Linked DNA regions of Homo sapiens: region 2 is linked to region 1. A link is an interaction called in ENCODE POLR2A ChIA-PET data of the cell type or tissue named here. Cell type or tissue: CD4-positive, alpha-beta T cell. All regions are shown on one strand. Links, peaks and the distances in the headings refer to the core of each region. The heading gives the core; the rest is flanking DNA.

Region 1 (2,900 bases), core at 161-2,660:
ACCTCCCAAAGTGCTGGGATTACAGGCATGAGCCACCATGCCCAGTCTAGGTTACCATTTTTTATCCCCAAATCTTAGAGAACATTATTGTTCAATGCTTTCATTCATTTACAGATGAAAGAAACCAAAGGCCGGGGTGGGGAGGGGTTTTCCTTGAGCTAGTGGTCTGGAAGTGTGTGACTGTGGACACCCCATCTTTGGGAGCTGCTTTTGCCTGAGTTGGGGGTGGGAATCACTCAATGAACATTTTTTTGAGCACCTGCTGTACACTGGGCCCTGCTGAAGCCAGAGGGGATACAGACAATTCAATCTCAGAGCAATGGTTGAAGTTTTGTACTCAGGAGAGAGCTCAACCAGAGAAAGAGACAGAGGTGCTGGGGGTGGCTTTATCCTGAAGATCTGGGGCCTCTTGGAGGAAGTGACCTTTGAGCTTAGATCTGGAAGAAGAGGAGGAGCTGGCAGCGGGGAAGTCTGGGGAGAATGGCATTCCAAGCAGCAGGAACAGCTTGGGCAAAGTTTCTGGGGTGCCAGTATGCTTGGCGTTAGAAGAACAGCATGAAGACAAGGGTAGCTGAGTGGAGTGAGTGGAGATGAGGTGGCAGGACAGAAGGAGGAGGTCCTGGGAATGGGGTCAGAGTGGCCCCCAATCCCAGGCCATCTGCTTCTGTTCCAGTGGGGATGATACAGTTGGTGGGGAGGTGCTTGAAGGCCCCAGTGGTTGGGGGTTGCTGGGGGACTGGGACATTGCCCCGAGAGCCGGCACTGTTTCCAGCCTTGGCCCAAGCTGTGGGCAGAGTGTTGGACCGTGAATCAATGAGGACTGCCGAGGGCAAAGTCCTGGACCTTGGGGCAGGACAGAGCCAAAGACTCCACAAGGGATGTCCACTCCCTGCCACCTTCCCTGTGCCCCACTGGGTCCACCGGGGCCTCAAGAGGGCCAGAGTGAGACACAGACACCCCCAGACCGTGGGGTTTGCGCTGAGAGGGAGGAAGGACAGAGCTGGCGGCGCCTGGTGCTGGTGGGGGTGCAGGTACAGCTTGGCGGAGGAGGGGCTGGTGGGGTTGGGATCGTATATGGGTGAGGGGGCGACCTTCCTGGCAGAGGAAACAGCTGGAAGCCAGGGACTGGAGGTGTGGTCAGAGCCTCTAGTGTGCGCGGGGATGCGGAGACCCGAGCGGGTTAGGACCTCAGTGCTGAGCAGCTGGCCGGGATGCGGGGTTGGGGAGTTGGGGCGGACTGCGCTCAGATCCCGGCTCCCAGAGAGCCCCAGGGCCGGGGCGAGGGCAGAGGCCGGGCCGGGGCGGGGAGAGGCGGGGTCAGGCCATGGAGCAATCGCGCGGACCGCGGAGCCAGTGACCGCCCTTCCCTTCCGGGGCGCAGCTCGGGGGCTCCCAAGCCGGCGGCCTCGGCGTCCCTGCGGCAGACAGGGCGGCACCCGCGGCTCCCCTTTCCCGCTGCGCGACCCTCGCTGCCGGGCCGGGCCTGCGCGCAGGTGCGGAGCTGCGATCCCCGCCCCGAGGCGGAGCCAGCCCGGCCCCCAGCGGCCCAGCCCCCGCGTCTAGTCTGCCGCACCAGCCAGGCGTCTGTCCCTGCGTCCGTGTGTCCGTCCGTCGGTCCGCTCGCGCCACGATCAGGGCTTCCGGGGGCCAACAAGGGGGCGTCGGTACCCCGCCGCACAGAGGCGGCCTCTGCCTCGGCATGAAGTCCCGCAGGGACAAGCTGCACATCCCGGCGCTGACCCTCGAGTGAGTGTTGGGCAGGGCGGGGGTATGCGGGGTGCAGGGAGGACAGGATGACAACTACCCTCCCCCCACGTCTCTGTTCGTGTCGCCCAGAAACGCACCGCCGCCTCCGGGGAGCCCTCCCGGGCCATCGGTCTGGCCCCGCCCTCACGTCCTGAGCTGAACCCAGAATCCCCGGTCTTGGGCCCCTACTCCCTGAGGGAACCGCAGCCGCCATCCGGAGATCCGGATTCGGCCACACGAAGGGGCGGCCGCCAGGTTCACCGTCCCCGGCCTCTTTCTTTGCAGTCTGTCTCCGAGCAGCCAGAGCCCGTCCCTGCTGGGTCCCAGCAGCCCCTGCAGCCCCTGTAGCCCCTCCTTGGGCCTGCACCCCTGGAGGTAAGTGACAGCGCGTGTGGGCGGGGCGCAGACATCGCCCTGGCACCCCAGAGCCTTGGAAACCCTCCAGACTCATCGGTCTCCTCAAGATACTGCAGGTTGGTGACATCACCTCTCTGGGCCTCAGTTTACCCCTCCACATAATGGCACTGCGATACGTTCTAGGGGCTTAATGGGAAAATTCCATTTTTAGCCAGGCCAGCATCTGACAGGTGGCCAAGGAAAGGGAAGAACTTAAGCTGTTGCCCAAGGACTTCGCCAAGACAGGTGCCGGATTCCCAAGCGGCTCAGGGCACTCCCTGCTGAATTGGCCTGGACTCCTGGGTGGTGACCTCAGGGAGAAAGCTCCTCCCTCTAAAACACACGCACACCCAAGGCTGAGAGGCCACCAACGAGAGCCCTGTGAATTGAGATTAACCAAAGTGGCGCCGGGAGAAAAGAACCAGGGTGACTGAGCGCTCCCTAACCCTTTCCTGATCCCTACTTCCCAGTTAAGAAAACTGAGGCTCAGAGAGGAGATGCCAGTTTTCCTGATTCAGTCCATCCCCCGGGGGCCAAGCATCAGGGACAGCTTTGCTACCAGGTCTGTTGAGGGTTCTACTGGCCAGTTGGTTGACTCTGTGACTGGCCAGGTTTCAGGACAGGAAGGAGTTTTGTGAGCTCCTCTCATGGTTTGGGCAAAAGTTTAGGGAGGGACAGATGTGAGGTCAATGGTGTCTGTTAGAGTTATGTGGCCCATCAACCATTTACACTTTAGTATGAATGAGCTGCTTAACTCT
Region 2 (2,900 bases), core at 182-2,681, 65 kb before region 1:
ACACCACAAAGAACACAGAGTAGGAATTCACGAAGGAGGAAGCACAAGTGGCAAAGAGATGATCAACATTTACTGAGGATCAGGAAGATGCAAATTAAAACACCAGGTAGATGCCATTTGATTGGCAAAAGCTACAAAATCCACCAATACCAAGTGATTCCCCAAGATGTATTCATGAGAAACTCACAAATGGCTGTGGGAGGGTGCATGCTGCTGACACTTGGGAAAAACCTCTGGAGTTTCCAAGTGTCTCTGAGTCCACAACCCACATGCTCCAGAAATCCGCAAAGAGAAATACCTTCCTGCTCCTGGCCAGAGTGCCGGAGGTAAGCACTACCCTCTCAGACCTGGAGGACCTGCAGGAGGACAGGTGAGTTTTTACTTGGGGTTGGAGAGGGGGCTGTGTAAGTTTCCTGGGGCTAATGTAACAAATTTGCACAACCTGGGGGGCTCCAGACAACAGAAATTTATTCTCTCCCAGTTTTGGAGAGAAGTCTGAAATCAAGATAATTGCCTGGGTTGATTCTTTCCAGTGGTTTGAGATGTTTAAATGAGCTAATACCTGGTACACACTAAACACTTAGTACCAGTGTACTGGGAGAATAATAAAATGCAGGAATACAGCAAAGCATAAAATAAGCATTGATTGTTGATTGGATGAGTGATTAAGACTAAGTGAAGGGCCAGGTGCTGTGGCTGATGCCTATAATCCCAGCACTTTTGGAGGCCGAGGAGAGCGGTTCAGCTGAGGTCAGGGGTTCGAGACCAGCCTGGCCAACATGGCAAAACCCCATCTCTACCAAAAATACAAAAATTAGCTGGGCGTAGTGGCGCATGCCTGTAATCCCAGCTACTCAGGAGGCTGAGGCAGGAGAATTGCTTGAACCCTGGGAGGCGGAGGTTGCAGTGAGCCGAGATCACGCCACTGCACTCCGGCCTGGGTGATGGAGTGAGATTGTTTCAAAAAAAATAAAATAAAATAAAAAATAAGTGGAGGCTGGGCGCAGTGGTTCATGTCTGTAATCCTGGCACTTTGGGAGGCTGAGGCAGGCAGATCACTTGAGGTAAGGAATTTGAGACCAGCCTGGGCAACATGGTGAAACCCTGTCTCTACTAAAAATACAAAAATTAGCCAAGCGTGGTGGCGTGTGCCTGTAGTCCTAGCTACTTTGGAGGCTGAGGCTGCAGTGAGTTTGAACCTGGGAGGCAGAGGTTGCAGTGAGCTGAGATCGCGCCACTGTACTCCAGCCTGAGCGACAGAGCAAGACTCTTCTCAAAAAAAAAAAAAAAAAAGACTAAGTGGAGATGAGGGTTCAGTGCACCCCCATCTCCTGGCCCTGCTGCCCATGAGCCAGACCCTGAGCTGACAGATTGGTGCCCATTTCCTCTTATGGATTGATACGGGGCTCTTACCTCTGGGTTTGCTCAGCCCAGCAGCAGGCAGTCAGAGCCAGAAGTTGTTTGCAAACCGAAACCGGTCTGCGGCTTGGGCCACCTACTTGTGAAACCAGCTGTCGCTGTTTTTCCTCCCTGTGAGAAAGTCCCCCAGTAAAGCTGCGCGGGGGAGGAGAAGGAGGGTGGAGGAGGGCCGAGTAGCTTCCTGGGAGACCTTGGGGTGTGGAGGCGCTGCTCTGGACTTTGGTTTGCCCATCTGCAACTGGGCACCATGGGGAAAGGGGATTGCAGGCTCCTGGCTGGGGAGTTTGGATTTGGGGATGCTGGACAAGTGACTTCACCTCTCTGAGCCTCAGTTTCCTTATCTGTGAACTAGTGAGAAACACATGGCCACCAGAGCTGCTGCAAAGGGGCATGTCCCTCTCTTCATTCAGGCCTTGGCCCCAAATGTCGCCTATTCCAGGAAGCCCTCCAGGACTGCCTGATCAGGAAACACCCTCCCTCTGCTGCATCTGGTCATGTATTCTACTTTATTCATCACACTTTTCAACACCTGATTCCACATTACAGATGCATCGCTTCAGGTGCATAATGTCCTCTGGGTCCCACCTTTGTCCCCAGACCATGAGTCCTACAAGGGCAAGATTGCTCTCAGTTGTCCCCGGCTGTGTCCCCAGACCACAGCCCAGGGCCTAAAGCACAGCAGGCATCTGGGGAAACATTTCTTTTTATCAGCATAAGATTATTATCTGTGAGCACACTCATTAAGCCCCGGCTGTGTACAGGAGCCAGCGACACCACCATGAATGAGATACAAATTCTTTTTTTTTTCTTTCTTTTTTTTTTTTTAGACGGAGTCTCATTCTGTTGCCCAAGCTGGAGTGCAGTGTGGCACAATCTCAGCTCACTGCAACCTCCACCTCCCAGGCTCAGGTGATTCTCCCGCCTCAGCCTCCCAAGTAGCTGGGATTGGTAGCTGGGACTACAGGCTCCCACCACCACACAGTTAATTTTTGTATTTTTCAGCAGAGATGAGATTTCACCATGTTGGCCAGGCTGGTCTTGAACTCCTGACCTCAAGTGATTCGCTCACCTCAGCCTCCCAAAGTGCTGGGATTATAGGCATGAGTCACCGCGCCTGGCAGAGATACAAATTCCTGATGGCAGAGGAGGGAGAGAGAGTGTGGGTGACGATGACAATTGAACTGAGACCCAAAGGAGGTAGGGGAGACATATGGGCGTCTCTGGGAAGATGGTCCCCGGGAAAGCACAGCCTTTAGACAGGCCCCGAGGCAGGAGCCTGTCTGACTCACCGGAGGAGCTTGGAGGAGGCTGAGGTGGCCTAAGTCGATTAAGCAGGGTGGGGAGGGAAGAGGCGATGGTGCCGTGAGACCAAGCAGGGCCTTGAGGTCTGGGGGGAGAACTTTGGCTTTTACTCTGAGGAAGGTGGGAGCCACAGAGGCTTCTAGACAGAAGAAGGACAAGCCGGACTCAGGATACCAGGG

What was found. ChIA-PET counts read pairs that join two places held together with the same protein. Peaks named below come from ENCODE experiments on the same cell type or tissue, not always from the same donor. Only the 100,000 strongest peaks of a DNase experiment are listed, where the experiment ranks them.
Region 2: POLR2A ChIA-PET joins it to region 1 with 10 read pairs; 5 of 35 experiments call an interaction of 5 or more read pairs at or near these places.

The regions. Positions count from the first base shown.
Region 1 is chr19:18,108,621-18,111,520 of GRCh38, forward strand. MAST3 (microtubule associated serine/threonine kinase 3) reads left to right here. Exons shown (of 28, transcript NM_001393504.1): 3 at 2,032-2,121. Among named protein-coding and RNA genes, the nearest start is that of MAST3, 12 kb to the left of the region's middle. RefSeq lists a silencer at 1,257-1,566 and enhancers at 1,495-2,064, 1,597-1,646, 1,907-2,086. In CD4-positive, alpha-beta T cell, for the core only: no CTCF peak of the experiment used is centred there; DNase peaks (open chromatin) are centred at 1,461 and 1,871; H3K4me3 peaks cover 1,348 bases; H3K27ac peaks cover 387 bases.
Region 2 is chr19:18,043,669-18,046,568 of GRCh38, forward strand. No RefSeq gene overlaps it. Among named protein-coding and RNA genes, the nearest start is that of ARRDC2, 37 kb to the left of the region's middle. In CD4-positive, alpha-beta T cell, for the core only: no CTCF peak of the experiment used is centred there; a DNase peak (open chromatin) is centred at 1,493; H3K4me3 peaks cover 1,098 bases; H3K27ac peaks cover 1,716 bases.